2 separate regions of the Mus musculus genome follow, and region 2 is linked to region 1. A link is a loop called in an ENCODE intact Hi-C map of the cell type or tissue named here. Cell type or tissue: left cerebral cortex. All regions are shown on one strand. Links, peaks and the distances in the headings refer to the core of each region. The heading gives the core; the rest is flanking DNA.

Region 1 (8,357 bases), core at 44-8,043:
CAGGTAAGGATTCCTGAATAAGAAATTAACACACTTGTACCCCACCCCAGGACTGTCCACTCAGCTCTTAATTTTCTCAGAAGGCACTGACCTAAGTGCACCCTCTGACCTACCAACAAAATCCCAGGGAGGTACATAAAGATGAGTGCCGAAAACTGGGATTCAACGTAACTAACGGACCGAAAAATTAGGAAGTCTGATGGTTTAATTTGAAACGGAAGTTACAGTCACAACAAATAATTTTTAATTAAGTAAAATGTCAAGACCCAGTCATCCAAAGAAGATACCAAAAGTATCCTCCATCACAGATTTATTCTTTGGAGAAATCTGCCACTCGCACCTCAAAATTTAATTTCCTGGAGCCCGCGGTTGGCATTCATTTTATCATTTTAATAATCTTTAATATTGTGTCAAAGATTAAAATCTGCCATGTACATATAGACCCAGGGTCCTACAGAGAGCGGAGGTCACATGGAGTAAAGGAGGCTGGGATATTTGGAGAAAGGAAGGGGGGCTCTGGACTGAGAGAGCCAAGAACATGAAAGGGAGCAACCGGGATAGCGATGAGGCCAGGACCAGTTGTGTCAATAGCAAGTGAGTGGGGATGTTCTTAGGGGACAACTAGCAGGAGACAGGGAGACTTGCTCCCCAGGGAAAAGAAACTGGGGCCTATATCTCACAGGTCAAACATAAGCGCTGTGCAAGCTGAGTATTCCCTGGTGGGCCTTTGTTGTCTAATTTGTCTTTCTAATGCTCGCTGGAAAAACTATTGCCGACAGTGCAAGCTGACATTTTACAAATGTCAGAGCTTATAAACAAGGACAGGCTCCAGTCCTAGGACCTACCTAGGTTTCTCAATCCATGAAACTGAGAGGCACTGAACGACTGGAGGACCCCTGGAGAACTGCTGGTCTTCAGTCCAGGTTAGAGGCCAAAGGAGCCATCAGTGAAGGGTGGAGCAGCAGCAACCACAGCAGCGATTACAAAGGCTCTGAACTTGGAAGCGGGGCAGATGAATTTACAAACAAGATGCGAAGGTAGGCAGGCAAAGAGCAAACCTTTTCCCTGATATTGTATACTGGGTGCTGCCCAAAGGTGCTGCTCACATGCAGGAGTAGGTCTCTTCACATCAGTTAGCATGTGAGGGTGAGGAAATTCCCTCACAGGTATGCCTAGAAGTTCATGGGAAGTACAGACCTTGTTCAGTTAGGGATGAATATTAGCCAACGGAGCAGCCTTTGTCAGGTCACCTGACCGCTATGAGACTTCACGCATGCGTGTTTGAAACTCATCCTACATAGGAAGGATGAGGAAACCGGAGTTTCATAGGTATCAAGGCACACAGGGGACTCTTTACTGATTCTATTTTAGGCCCCAACATTACCCTGCTTTATTATTATTATTATTATTATTATTATTATTATTATTATTATTATGGTTTGTTGCATTTTGTGTGCATGTGTGTTCCTGCTTGTCTGCATGTGCACAATGGACACACATGCACCCTCAGAGTCCAGAAGAGGGTATTTGGGTCCTCTGCAAATGGAGTTAGAAATGATTGTGAGCTGCTCCAATGTGGGTTCTCAGAACTGAACCCTGATCCTCTGCAAAAGCAGCAAGGACCCTTAGCCACCGAGCCCTTTGCTCCAAACACCTACACCCTGCTTCTAGATTGCACGAATCTGTTAGTCTTTGGTAGCTGACCTCAGACTCTAGCACACACTTGATAACCCTTCCTTCTGTGGGGCAGGAGCCAAATCCCTCCCTGGCACTTCCTGCAAACGTGAGCACTTGACTCAGAGAAGGAAAACGGAAATCCACACAGACATGAGCAGCTGGCAACTGGCTTTTCTTTTTCCAAACCAGTGCCCTTGCCTTTAGAAACCCCGAAGAGCCTGCATGATTAAAAACTGGAATTAATTAGAATACTTAAAATCCAGCAGCAGTCACTTTCAAAGCAACAGCCGACGGTGCCTCCACCACCTCCAAGTATTCCCATGGGCACCTACAGCTTCAAGAGAGAGACCCCAAACAGCACCCAGGAGGCCGTTAAAACCCATCTGCAGCCCCGGGAACTGTAGCAAACATTAAGCAGAAATGGGCACAGTTGTTTGGCAATGAAAAACTGGAGGTCTTTAATAAGCACCCACATAAACCTTGTTTTAAATTTCACATTCATGCTTCTATCAACATTGGTTTGGTTAATTATCTCAATATCTAAAATGGGGAAAGGGTTTGGAAGGTGGCTCTGTGGGAACTGTTTGTGGCAGAAGCACATAGACCTGAGTTTGGATCCCTAGAACCTACTTAAAGCCAAGTGGAGTTGAGGATATCTGTAATCCCAGCATGACTGCATAGATATGAGAGGCAGAGAGGGAGAGGAGAGTCTCTAGAAGCCTTCAGGCCTAGACGGCCACTGACAGCAGTGGAGAAAGAGACCCTGTCTCAGACAAGTTAGAGGGTTCAGGTTGTCCTCTGACCTCCACATGCATGCCTTAGTTTATATGGACCCTGCCTACACAAACAGAATACACACGCACACACACACACACACACACACATGCACACACATACACATATGCACACATAAACATGTACACACACACACACATGCACGCACGGGGAAATAAATATATAGTAATAAGGTATTGGTATCCAGGGATCTTCAAATAGTTATTGCTCTACAGTAGAAGCAGATAGTCTCAAACAGCACCTGGTTCATAAATGCTTGATAAACTAGATTTGTAAAGTTATGATTGTAAATTCCATAAAAATGCATCTGATCCAGTACTGAAAGGTGGATTTCCCTGTGGCCGTGGGGAGACAACATTTAAATGGTGCTGTTGCTAATATCTGCCATAAAGAAGTGTGGTGATCAATATTAATTCTCAGCTTGAGACACTCCAGAGTAGCTGAAGATGCAAGCTCCATGCTGTCTGTGAAGGGATTATTTGATTCAATCAATCGAGATGAGAGGGCTCATGTTAAATATGGGTGGCACCATGCCATGAACTGAGGTCCTGGACCGAATTACAGAGAGAAGGAAAGCAGTGCAGGGGTGCTCATCTGCTGTATTTCCCGACTGGAAACAATGTGACCACCTGCCCTATGTTCCTGCTGCCATGCAGTCCTTCTGTAACAGACTGTACCCCTTAACACTGTGAGCCCCTGAACCTTCTAAAGCTGCCTTTGAACAAAGTGATGGCTACAGACAGGGTTCCTCTTCATGCACCTTTATGATCATACTGTCATTTCTATTCCAAAGACAGCCAGCAGAGGGCAGAGCTCTATGGTTTTGTAATTAGTTGAAAGGACCCTGTAATTCTCTGTTGGCTCCCATCTGATCTTCCGATTCCAGTGATGAGCATGTGTCAATATCTGGTCATCGATAGTGTGAAAACGCTAAATTGAAACCCTACAAAGGAGGATGTGGTGGAGAGAAAAGATGCTCTATCTTCTTTCTGAAGAAAAAAATTCCTATTTTAAAAGGTTTGTTTTGTTTTTATGTGCATGTGTATTCATATTCTCTCTCGCTCACTCTCTCTCTTGCTCTCTCTCTCTTCCCTTCTCTGTGTGCATAGGTACTCATGGAATTCAGAAGAGGGCATCAGATTGCCTCCAGCTGGGCTTACAGATATTTGTGAGCCACCTGACATGGATGCTGGGAACAGAACCCTAGTCCTTTGCAACAGTGGTACTCACTCTTAGCCAGCCCTAGAAAAATCTCTTTTCACAGTGAGTCCATGGATAACTAGCAACTCCTTTTAAGTTAGTGATCCTACATTCTAGGTACTCAGCTGCTACCATGAGAGGCTAGGCTGTCAGGTGAGACAAGAAAACTGTCCGCAAGATGAACAGTGCTCCCACTCCAGATGAACAGTGCTCCTACTCCAAAGCCATATCGACACCCCAAAGAAAAGATGGTTCTCTTCCACAGGTCAGATTCACGGCAGAATCTACCTACCTACAACATTGAGGAGGAAATACTATTGTCTCTGCTCTTCCCTTCATCGCCGCTGTGTGGAGGGACCACATCTCTCCCCACACCAAAGTTCCGCCAAATGTTATCTGCATAGGCATCACCAAAACCTGCCTTGGCTCTTTTTATGGAACTTGAAATCTTTTTAATTGAGACAACACCCAGCCGACCAGCCACGGGCTTGCTGCACTGGGCTTTAAGTTAGTTTGACGTTAGCCTCCTACGTGTTACCAAACGCCTGTGTGGGTGCTGCCTTCTGTCTCGTTTAACACTGCAAGATCTCAAGTGCAGGACATTCCAAACCCATCGGCCTTCTCGTTTCTCTGCTCCAAAGCGTCATTCATTCGGAGGCTCTCTTGCGTTTCATATTCATTCTTTTCTACTCCCCTCCCTCCTCAAATTTTCTCATTATAGTCTGACCCTTTAAGCACAGTGTTATCTGGTTATCATTGAAAATTGCAAAATCTATAGCATAAATATAAAAACAACGTGTATATCTTAACTGTGTATCTTATTTTTAAAACGTGTGCTAGCAGACATTAGTTGTATATCTCAATGTATTCAGTGTGTTCTTCTCCTAAAAGAACGTTCGTTCATTTAGTTATTGGAGGGGGGGCACACACATGCTTGGCTCTCAGATGGGGGTCAAACATAGCTTGGGAAAATCAGTTCTCTTTCCAGCACCTACGTAGGGTCTCGGGATTGGATTTAGATCCGTCAGTTCCTCTGGCTTGACAGCAAGCCCCCTTCCCCACTGAGCCATCTTCCCAGCCCCACGTCTATATGTAAAACCGTTTTAACAGATACGCTGCACTGTTTCACAGGCCACGGGTGCCCTTTCTGAGTTAAACCTCTGTATCCAAGAAGATAAAGCATCTGGACTTGTTCACTTCCTCTCAGCTATTTGGACATCCGCATAGTCCCGGAGATGTTACTCACCAGGTTTTTAAAATAAATAAAATAAATAAAATACTATTTCCATTTGCCCAGGTGGCAAGATTACATTTCAGGATTGAAAGACAGGAGAAAGGAGGAGGGGGGATTGCTGACACAACATCTGCACTCTCTCTCTCTCTCTCTCTCTTTTTTTTTTTTTTTTTTTTTTTTGGTGGAATTTCATCACATTTCTGCTTGCAGCCTAATCATCTTACTGGGAATTAAGAAAACACAGGAATGTTTAAATTGTGCCATGCACCCACAGCTCCTATAAGTCTCGAATTTAATCCTGGGAGGTAGCTTTTCACACCAAGAAATCCCAGGAAGAAACTTCCTTTCTGTGTGTTTTGTGAGCTATGCTCCAAAAACCCATGACCGCATGCCTAAAACTATGGATGCAGCGCCATCTAGCTGCAGCAGTGGGTGGAGCAGGAGCCCAGAATTAGTAGCTTCAACCCTGATCTGCAGCTCACCTAGACAAACAGAAGCAGCTCTGACAATTGCTCACACTGAAATGCCGCTGCTAAGGAGGGAGAGCCCAGAATTCAAGCTGAGCCTGAGATACAGAGCCAGACCTTACGTGACTAATGAAGAACGTGGCTCAGGAGATGGCACAGTTGGTGAAGTACCTGCTTTGCAAGCCTGAGAATCCAAATTCCATACCAGGAATGTCATACGAAAATATCAGGCATGATGGCATGTGCCTGTTATCCTAGAACTGGAGAAAAGGAAATAGGCATATCCAACCTAGCCTACTTGGTGAGCTCCAAGCCAAACAACAAGAGATCCTGTCTCATAACAGCAAGGTGAATGGTACTTGAGAAATAGCTCGGATTGACCTCTGACTTCCACATGCACATGCTTACATGTGCAACAGAAAGGGGGAGAGGGGGAGGGAGAGAGGGAGAGAGGGAGAGAGGGAGAGAGGGAGAGAGGGAGAGAGGGAGAGAGGGGAGAGGGAGAGAGGGAGAGAGGGAGAGAGGGGGAGAGGGGGAGAGAGGGGAGAGAGGGAGAGAGGGAGAGAGAGAGAGAGAGAGAGAGAGAGAGAGAGAGAGAGAGAGAGAGAGAGAGAGAGGAGAGAAGCCCACTTTGCAGAAACACTGTGAAGTCTGGCATCATCAGAAGAAGAGCCAGGACATAAAAGCACAGCCCCTTGCTAGCATCACTCCCCCCCACTAGCTGGCTGTGGCTTCTCATACTGTCCTGAGCTCAGAGTCCCTCAAGGAGATTCAGGATGATAACTGTCATGCATTCAGTAGACTGTCGGCTGCACTCACTGCCTAATAAAACAGTCATATGCTTGAGGATATGGGGGAGGGGCTTGGTACCACTGTGGAGAGCTGAAGTCTAGGGAGCCTTGGCATGGGTCTGATCTGTGCCCACGGCATGGGCACAATCCACTCTCTTTTTTTATTTGAGCTTTTGATCAAATGACCCAGTGGCAGCATCCCCGGGTGCTCTAAGCACAACGTTTAAGATAAAGTGCCCTCTGAGAACCTATTTAACACTTGGCTACTCTCTATTTCTTGAGACTACTCAGTTACATCTACGGTAATCAGCTCAAAGAGCAGCCATTAACATGCATACAGATGAAACTGATTTTCCCTGAAACACCCTTTTCAGTGCTTTCCAAGGAGGCCTGTCTAACAGCAGACCCACGTTCTGGAATGAGTTCCATCTGGTAACTGAACTGTCCTTTGTCTTGGCTTCCTGTCCTGACCTCTGCCTGGCTATGTCTCTAGCTGGCCACCTCCATCTCCTTCCTGTCATAGCTCCTTCTTCCCTGGTCTGAAGACTGGTTTCTGTAGTGTGGGCTGGGTATTCTCCTTACTGCCAGTTTGGTGTGGCTAGCAGGAGTGAGGAAGGAGAGCAAGGGCAGGGTGTCTGTCAGCCCCTGGCTTTTCCAAATAGCACCATACCCCTGAGAATGAAGACTCTGACCTCTCTGTCCTTGACGCTCTACTTCAGGGTTCCTAGCTCTTTCCCATGTGCCTATGTGTCCTTTACATGCCTATCATCCCTTGGTCATGCTCTCTCCTTGCATGACACTTTCTTTTGCTTAATTATTTTAAAAGCTCCTCTTTTAAAAGTGGATTCTATATGACCCTTCCCCTACAAAAAGCCACACTTCCCTCTGTGTGAGTTTTCTGCCCACACTCACATATTCTATTACAACCGGACTTGTCACCTCATCAGCCAGGGTCAAGTTCCAACACTTAGGCAACCCAACTCCTAGAGAATGGGATTGGCTAGCGAGCAATAACAGGGTTCAGCGATGACAGTGAAGGCAGTCTTGGTGTTCCTGGGAAGGACAGGAATTCAGTTTCCTGTGCAAATCATTTTAGACTCAGCCACAGGAAAGGAGTAAGAATAGGTACAGAGAGGTACAGAGAGCAGAGTGAGTGTGTGGTCTCAGTGCTACCTCAGGCTCAGAGCATTTCTCTCCGAGCAAGCCCTCCCAGAACCTGTCTGAGCAGATAATATGAGCTCCCACGAGACCGCTGCGTGTATACAAGGCATCTCTGAACTTGAGCCAAATGCAATGGATTTTTATAATTATTGACAAAAAATAATCCTTTGATGCCAATCAATTTTGTAATTTGTGCGCATTCATTTAACACCAAGTTATTGAACAGCCGTCATGTTTCATGCACATGGTAGGCACAGAAATCATTGTAGGCAAAATAGGTTTCTTACTCCCCTCAGAAATAGCTCATAGGTTTGCCAAACATGAAAGATTGTTGGCCAGATAAGAATAAAATGGATGAGGGAACATTACAGAAAAAAAAAAAAAAGGTGGAGAGAATGTAAGAGAAAGAACTGGGAGGAGTGTGTGAGCTGTTGCATTTTGGTGTGGCATGTGGCAAACTCATTAATGAACTCACAGCAGCTGTGGTTATGTGCACAAGACCTGTACCAGACTGAGGCAGTCAACATTCCATCATGGATCCAGGAAGGGACTCATGAGACCTCATCTCTAGCAAAGGATCTACTGGCTATGAGTAGTTGCTAAGGAGGAAGAGTCATTTCTTTTTCTTTGGTGCTGTGGTCACTGGTAAGTTGCCCATAATCTAGTACATAGCCTCCATTCCATATGCAAGCAGTCAACTCCATTTCATACATGTGAAAGCAACAAATTAAACTCAGCATGAAAAAAATAAGATATTGAAGTAGGGGGACTGGTTGGGAGAAGAAAAGGGTCAGATGGAGTTGGGGGGGGGAATGAGTCAGAATAATGAGAAATGAATACAACAAAGACACTATATACACCTATGAAAATCATCAAAAAATAAATTATAAAAGGAAACAATTCACGTGGGATCATAGCCAAAAAGATTGCTCAGAAGTTAAAGAGTTCCATCCACAGAATGCATACAGTGAAAACGGATCTGACTCCTGAAAGTCAGCCTCTGATTGCCACATGCATCTGGTAGCACATGGA
Region 2 (8,357 bases), core at 247-8,246, 100 kb before region 1:
TCCAGGGGGGAATTCAGTCTGTCAAGCCTGGGTAGGCATGAAGGCAGGAGCTAAGGTTTGCCTGACAGGAGGCAGAGATCAAATTTCATCCACACGCAGGAAGCAAAGTGAGCAGGAAGTGGGGCCAGGCTATAAGACTTCCATGCCCGCCTCCCCAGTGATGTATTTTCTCCAGCAGCCTCTACCTCCTAGAGGCTCCATAACCTTTGCAAACAGCTTCACCAGCTGAGACCAAGGATTCAAACTAGTGAGTCTATAGGGAAGATTTCATTTTCAAACCACAGCACTGTGTAAAATGCCAGGTGCTATGACAGGAAAAACATCGGAAACATTAGTAACAATAAGACAGGGGACAGAGGTAGGCAGATCCCTGGAAGTTTTCTGTAATGACCAAGTTCCAGGCCAGTGAGAGACTCTGTCTCAAAATTGAAAAGGTAGAAGATGTCTGAGGAACAACATTCAACATTCAGTACCTGGATCCCCTCGCATGTGCACTGTACATGCATGCACTCGTACACTCACACATACATGGACACACGGAGAGAAAGAGGAAGAGGAAGAGGAAGAGGAAGAGATGGAGGAAGAGAGGAAGAGAGAGCAAACTCATTGATTTTACAGAACCACAATATTGAAGCAATATTTGAATCACATTGTATAAAAAATGACCCACCCCTACACATCACAGAATGGAAATTCAAAACAAGACGTATTCTAGCCTACAGGTAGCTCAAGAAGCATGATTCTCTATGCCTAGCCTCTCTGACTTTCCCTGCAAGTAGTATTCTCAGATCTGTGTGACCACAGTGACTCAACTCTGCTGGAACAGCTCAGAGGCAGCCACAGACAATAAGTCAACAAACAGGTGTGGCTGTCTTCCAATAAAACTTTATCCACACAAAAACACAGTGGGCAGGTTTTCGCCTGATTTGTAGCTTGTCAATTCCTGTGCTAAGCTGAGAGAAGGAGGCTGGACTTTGCTTAAAGGCAATCAAACCACCTGCCTGATCAAAGCTCTATCTTTCTCTTTATCCTCCTCGCCACTGTTCAAGGATATTAGTAAAACCTTCGTGTCTTGGTCCCTTCTTCAGAAAGGTGGTTGGAGCTCCTTCCAGCTCCCAGCCATGGCTCTCACATAACAATGCTGGCAGAAGTCCCTGCCCATAGAGAATATGTATCTGTAGAATGCTCATCCATAAATAGGACGTCTATATATCACTCTCTACTCAAAGGCTCATGGACCATCTAAGAAGAAGGATTAAAAAGACTGTCAAAGCCAAAGGTTGGGAAGGGCCAGACCGGAGTTGTCTTCTGGGCATGACAGAACTGCTGTACTCATCAATTTAAAACCACCTTGTTTACCTGCACAAGAGCTGTACAAGATCAAGGTAACCAAGACTCCAGCATGGAGGGATGAAGGACTTGAGTGGCAGATAATGGCTTTTGGGAGAGGGGGAAGACTTGGCATGTCTCTCTCTCTCTCTCTCTCTCTCTCTCTCTCTCTCTGTGTGTGTGTGTGTGTATGTGCATGTGTGTATATGTGTGTGCATGTGCCTATGTGTGTATGTGTGAATGTGTGATGTTGCTGTTGAAAGTGTGGCCCCTGGTAAGCCGGTGTGCACCAGTGGACATCCCCACTTGCATGAGTCTATGGGTAATTCAAACTGAATCTGCTAGCTCACTTTTTAAAAAAGAAAAAGAGCTGGGGGCTAGAGCAGTGGCCCAGTGACTTAGAACACTAGTAGCTAAGAACTCACTTTTGTAGATGGCCCAGATTCTATTCCCAGCACCCACAACGATCCAACTCCAGTTCCAGGGGATCTGAAGCCTTCTTCTGACCTCTGTTGGCCCTGGCATATATGTGGTGCACATACTACATGCAGACAAAACAGGGTTATATACATAAAAATAAATAGAATCTCTTTTTCTAAAGTGGGTGTGAGCCGGGTAGTGGTGGTGCACACCTTTAATCCAAGCACTCGGGGGCAGAGGGAGCAGAGGCAGGCAGATCTCTAAGTCCAAGGCCAGCCTTGTCTATAGAGTGAGTTCCCGGATAACAGAGAAACCGTGTCAAAAAAAAAAAAAAAAAGATATGTGTTTTTGGGAGGAGAGACAGGGCATAAGGGTGAATCTGAAAGGATCCTAAGAGAGGGAGCAGGGGTTCACTCTATGCCTGTATGGGGTACTCAATAAATAATACAAGTATTATTTTTTTAAAAAAAAGATGTACCTGCATATGGAATATATGTCTAAAGTCAGAGTCTCCCAGGAATATATGGCTTTCTCCCCACCTTCCAGGAACCAGCATGGTACCCCTCATTCTGCTCTGGTGAGTAACTCAGAGTCTGGAGAAGCCATTCACTCTCAGGGACCTGCCAACTGAGCCGTAGATTACCTTACCATTCTATTGCCCAAGGTCTTTCTTCCCATGATTCAACACAAAGTTGCATTTGGGTCCATATGGACTTCTGTGTGTGTTTGTTGGGGGTGGAGGGTGGAATCATTGTATGGGACAGGCACAGGTCACACGAAGCCGTGTTTTCCCTCCAAGTTCTGGCACTGCCACAGGCAGGGAAAGTATCTGTGTTCACGAATGTCTCCATTCACCTCTATCATAAACAGAGCTCTATGTGTACATATAGCAAAGTCACTGCCTGCCCACAGGAAACCCAGAGTCCTTTGTTCATGAGAGGATGGACTCTCTCCACTGGGTCCATTCAATGGGTAGAGAGCTGAGTCAGGTTTTTCCCTGAAACTTCTTCTATTCAGTATTTCCTTCATTGACTTTCGCCACTCTTAATGGGTAAAACTTTGCTGTTGCAAGATCCCTTAAAATACCCCTCCTGGGGCCAACCGCTGTTTATCTTGGCAGCAGGTAGCTCCAAAAAATTTGGAAAGTCTCTACTTGGCATGGGCTCTGAGCTACTGGCACGTTAGAGATTAATAAAGCACATTTAGCAGCGCTCAGGTCTCTGCAACACAATCCCTCACCGTGAAACGTGCGAGATTCTTTGTTCACGGCGAACAAAGTCAAAGCCAGAATGAGCCAACCATGACAACCAGAGATAGGAAACAGTCAAGATCCTTGAACATCTTTCATCTGGCAACTGGTGGGTAGGAATTGATGCCCAGTGCTCAATTATACATCTGCTTGGTGTTCTCAGCTGTATGAACTGGGCAGGAGCTTGGGACCCCTGAGCTGGGAGCTGACTGAACAGCAGCGCCAAGATATCAGGGCTGTACCTGTTTCCTTGAAGCCCAAGAAAAGCTTGAACTGAAAGCCCGTGAAGGAACAACTCCAGAAGCAGAAAAAAGAATCAAGATTTACCAAGACATTTCCAAACATTTTGGCTTTTCTTTAGGAAAGCAAAATGCTTAGGTTTGTTTGGATATTAGCGAGGGAGGGAGGGAGGGAGGGAGGGAGGGAGGGAGGGAGGGAGGGAGGGAGGGAGGGAGGGGGAGAGAGAGAGAGAGAGAGAGAGAGAGAGAGAGAGAGAGAGAGAGAGAGAGAGAGAGAGAGAGAGAGAGAGAGAACCAAGTAAACTTTGCTCGATTGTACAGGTGTGGCGCTGGTACCACAGGAAGGAGACAACAGCGACAAGAAATGGGAACTAAAACTCAAACAGGCATTAGACAGCAATTACAGGTTCCGAGGAGGAAGCAATTCACTGTGAAACCCCACACACCTGGATTCTCGCAAAGCAAGCACCGGAAGAAAATAGCAGGGAGCCACACGCGCAAAGGCACCATGGTGAGTGCCAACGCAGCCTGCACGTGCTGAGCGATGCCTGGATGTATTTACACTGAGTGGCTCCTCCTCGGAGTCCTCCAGAAAAATCACGCAGACCTGCAAATCAGAAGTCCAGACCACTGCACTGCTCCTGCTGAGCACAGTAACCTTAATTCTCCACATCAAAGTCCACACGCAGTGGGACAAAAAGCGAAGCAAAGAAAAGTTCTATCCTTACCTAAAAGGCATAGCAGACAGGCCAGCTGGTTGCTCCGCCACCGTTAGCCTGCTCCGGGGTTCTGTCTCATTCCATCCAAAGTCCTAGTGCTACCCAGGAGGGCTCCTGGGGGGTTCTCGGATCTTCCTGTAGGAGTTTTTGATCACTGGCTTGCTTAACAAACACGCCTGTGTTCTGCGGGCGTTTGAATGCAGTACCACACCGGGCACCGAGCCAACACTCAGCTTCCACAGGCAACAAGAGAGAGGAAAAACTCACACCCTCCCAAGCAGGCTTCCCTCCTTGGTGTCTTTTAAGGTGGGGATCCAGGTGTCATCTCTGGTTGGAGGGTAGCGTGAGAGGTAGCTAGCTCCCTTTTCTGACTTCTCCGCTGCCTCGTGGGAGCCCCAAAGTTTGTTTTTCTATCTCACTGCCCCGAAGTTCTCCTCGTGATCGGGATCGCCCGGCTTGCCTTTCCACCAGCTGCACTTTAAATGTATTTTAATTGGCTGGAATGTCGAAAGAATCTATTTGGCAGTCGTTTACATGGGACGCACGCCCAGGGCAGCTGAAAAGAGGCCCCAGAAGCGGACGATTACTTCATCAAAAGCGGCAGTTTGAATAGCACTGACTCCTACTGAACTACAAGGAACGGAGTTCTATAGCCAAGATGGAATAATTAATAATTTGTGGAGAAAATTCTTCATTCATCTAAAAAAAGCCAAAACGAAGGGGGCGGGAATCCCTGCAGGTAGGGGAGTACTTTCTGAAAGGGGTGACTTATTACGGCCCCTGTTCTGCTCTCTACAAACATTGATTTTGTACAGCCTTACAGGAGGGACATATGCATAATTTGGTTTTCCTGAAAAGCTAAATCAAGTAATTTTCACTTTCAAAGAGCCCCTGAGATGCATAGCACTTTTCCACCCTCATTCATTAGCCAGAACCCACACTAGATATTTTCCCGAGTGAAAGACAGTTATTCAAGTTCTTTCTTTCTTGGTGACCTCTCAGCTAGATCCAGCTTCAAATAAATTCTCCGTGAATCCAAATAGATAATCATCAGCGCACAGTGTTTATAAGCCTGATTAGAATTTAAAATATTACAAGTGAAGAAGAGTCTAGGAGATCGCTTGGATGGGTCAGACCATTTGCTAGGCAAGCAATAGGACCTGGGTTCAAATCCTTAGAAGACACATAAAAAGCCGTGTGTGGTTCTGTACACCTCTAATCTCAGTAGGAGGGTAGCTGGGGCTTGCTGGCTGCCCCATGTCACGAGATGAAAGCAGAAAGAGGTACAGGAGAGCTCCCAGCTTCCTTCTCTGGCCTCTGCATATATATATGCATATATATATGGGCATGCATATACTCACACAAGTGCGAGTGTGAACTCTCTCTCACATATACATACAAAAAATGTTACTCAAAAAAATGATAGCTTAGGCAGATTATGACATTAAACAGTAGATAACAAACACTTATGCATAAATGTCTCAAAAAATAGAATAACAAAGCAAACCATAAGTCAGATAAAACAAGAGATAAATGGAAGAGCCTTCACATTTTTTCTAGACTGCTGATTTTCCAGGAGGCTGATTTATTGGTATATCTCAAGTGGGCTTACAGATTAAAAAATCCCAGGCTTTCTGGGTTGCCCTAATGACCTCCCTCCTTCAGAGCACCTGCCTTTAGTGGGGTACCTAGAACGAGGCAAGCACCCCAAGTATTCTTCTCCAATGGAAAATGTGAGCCAGGAAACACTGACACATACATTCATTACTCTGCCTTTCCTTCATGTTAATAAAACTGTCTGTGGTTCTCAACAAGACGGAACATGAGGAAGGGTGATGTATGTGTGCATCGTTCAGGACGATTTGTTGAACTGCTCAGAGGCAAAACCCAGCACACGGGGAAGTTAAAGAGAAGGCTGAAAGAGAGGACTGGGCCAGCCTCATGGATATGCAATCTTCATAGCCCTGTAGAGCCCTGTTCCCTGCAAGGGCTTGTGTGTGTGTTAATGTGCTCTCTTTTAACATCATTCTTATATCACATTTATTTGTTCATATTGTGTGTACACGTAGAGGTCGGAAGACAACTTGAGGATGCCAGTTCCCTCCTCCCACTGTGTGGGTCCCAGGATCAGATTCATCAGGCTCGGCAAGGGCTTTTACCTGATGACCCGTCTCCCAGGCTCTTCTCCTGTCATTCTTGTCTCCTTAACTGAACAAGGGGCCCTGTGATTTCACTTTGCTTTGGGACTGGAAGACAGGCAGCAACACCTGAGAGAAACAGTAGCCATCTATGAGGTTAAACACAGGATTGCTATTTTAAAACATAGGGAAGAGCCAACAACATCGTGCATGACAAGTGCTTACCATACCTTTGCCTTACTCAATGCATTGCTGCTAGGTGGGCAGAGGTCTAAGATGGAGAATGCCACCCCATCCCCGCAGTCATTGGTAAGATGGTGATCTATGTGTTGTATGCAGTTTACCCTGGTGGGATGCATCACTGCACTGCATCTGGTAGGTTCGGAGAGTCTTTGTCCCCATACAGTCAGCTCCCACTTAGTTATTCTATGGGCAGAAAGATCCACTGCATAACTAGCCACCTTCTTTTTCCAAATTAACTTAAAGTTAACTGTGGTTAACTTTGCCAAACCCAAACACACCACTGGCCCACCACTGTGAATTCCAATAACTCTCAAGCTCTTCAGAGAGCAGGAACCCCTGGAGTGCTCTCCAAGACCTGAAGCCTGGGTGGTAGCCTTCCTTGGCTTATCAGAAGGCATACAGAAAGCCTTATCTCTGTAAGAGAGGGCTTGCTCTCTGATGTCAAGCACTTCCCGTCTCTGCTATCTTGAGTCTCTTACCTGGACTTGTAAATGTTTGGTCTCAGTGTTTAATAAGCAAATAGATCAGCATTCCAGAAAGAGAATTTTAGAGATTAACTGATTCTATTATTTTTTAAAGGACATTTGAAGCAAGAAAATAATCATACACAGGCACATACACGCATGTGTACACACACACAAGGGACATGCACATATACATTCACTCACAGAATTGAGTTTGTATGCGTATGCTTTCTTTTGCTATGCATGTTCCTACTTTGTGTCTCTTTGTGTACACGTTCAGTTGTACATGCATGTTGTGTGCATGTAGAGGCCAAAGGTCAACATGAGTCATTTCCTCAGTTGCTCTCAGCCTTAATTTTTGAAACAGGATCTCGGCGGCGTCACTGAACGTAGGACTCACAGACTCTGTTAGACTGGTTGACCAGTGTGGTGGTTTAAATATGAAATGGTGTGCTTTGGTTTGGAGATCTGAACACTTGGTCCTCAGTTGCTGATACTGTTTCAGGAAATTTGGGAGATACAGCCTGGCAGGAGGAAGTATGTCACTGGGGTTAGAGGAAGTGGAAGAAGGAGTATGGAAATGATGTAAATACACTACTTATGTAAGAAATTCTCAAAAACCTAACAAATTAACCAGAACACAGATGATTGTTCTAGATGCTACTTGGGTTACCTCTTTGCAACCATCACACAATGCTGTGGAGAAACAGTATTTATCCTTCTTTTGCAGATTTATAAGATAAAGATCTGCCCGAACTATTCACATTGTCACTCCCAGGACTTGGCAGGGCAGAGATTTAAACTCTACTCCCGATATTTTCTTTCCTACAACTACCCACCTGTCAAAAACAAGTCAAGGAACAGAAAACAATTGGCTCCTTAGGAGAGCCTCTTTAGCCCCAAAATTTAGTGCTGATGTAGGTCAGTGACTCTGGGCAAAGACAAGAGATTGGTCTGGGAGACTCTGGAAGTGAGAGGAAAGATGAAGGGGAAGATAGGAGAGATGTGGGTTGGGGGAAGGAAGGAAAGAGAGGGAGGAAAGGGAGAGGGAAGGAGATAAGGGAGGGAAAGGGAAAGGAGAGGGGGAGGGAAGGAAGAGGTAGGGAGAGAAGAAGGAAGGGGAGAGTGACAAGAAGAGTGACTTTGGATGTTCCTTGCATTCAGAAATGGTGTTTTAAAGCCCCCATATCTAAAAGAAGTGTTTCAGAAGACTAGGGGGAAAGTAGCAGCCCACCAATGTGTTGGAAAGCCAAAGAAAATTCACCACATTTACATATGTGCTACAGCTGCTGTCTTCAAATACAGTCTTATCATTTCCATGGTATCTTGACCTTTGGAGACTTCATCAAAATCCCAGTGACAAAATGATTAGTGCACAGCTTTGGAATTTGTTCTTGCTAAGCACACTTCCTGATCATTGTCACAGGCAATCATGATGAGACCTTACATGCTCCAAAACTATATCTTTGCATTGCTTAGACACAAGTCAACAGAGTTTTCAGGAGACAAGCCACACAAGGTGTCTTTTCTGGGATGGGCTTTGGTCCAAGACCTGA

What was found. A loop is a pair of places that touch in the nucleus more often than their neighbours do. Peaks named below come from ENCODE experiments on the same cell type or tissue, not always from the same donor. Only the 100,000 strongest peaks of a DNase experiment are listed, where the experiment ranks them.
Region 2: a loop joins it to region 1, with 2.2 times the contacts of the local background. A loop is called at or near these places in 8 of 42 quality-filtered maps.

What each region holds. Positions count from the first base shown.
Region 1 is chr1:126,926,602-126,934,958 of GRCm38, forward strand. No RefSeq gene overlaps it. Among named protein-coding and RNA genes, the nearest start is that of Gm41945, 94 kb to the right of the region's middle. In left cerebral cortex, for the core only: CTCF peaks have their summits at 3,257 (motif pointing right) and 5,342; DNase peaks (open chromatin) are centred at 3,271, 4,173, 4,850 and 5,328.
Region 2 is chr1:126,826,352-126,834,708 of GRCm38, forward strand. It overlaps Nckap5 (NCK-associated protein 5), which reads right to left and starts at 4,281. Exons shown (of 17, transcript NM_001081756.1): 1 at 3,966-4,281. In left cerebral cortex, for the core only: no CTCF peak of the experiment used is centred there; DNase peaks (open chromatin) are centred at 3,778, 4,186 and 4,436; H3K4me3 peaks cover 1,070 bases.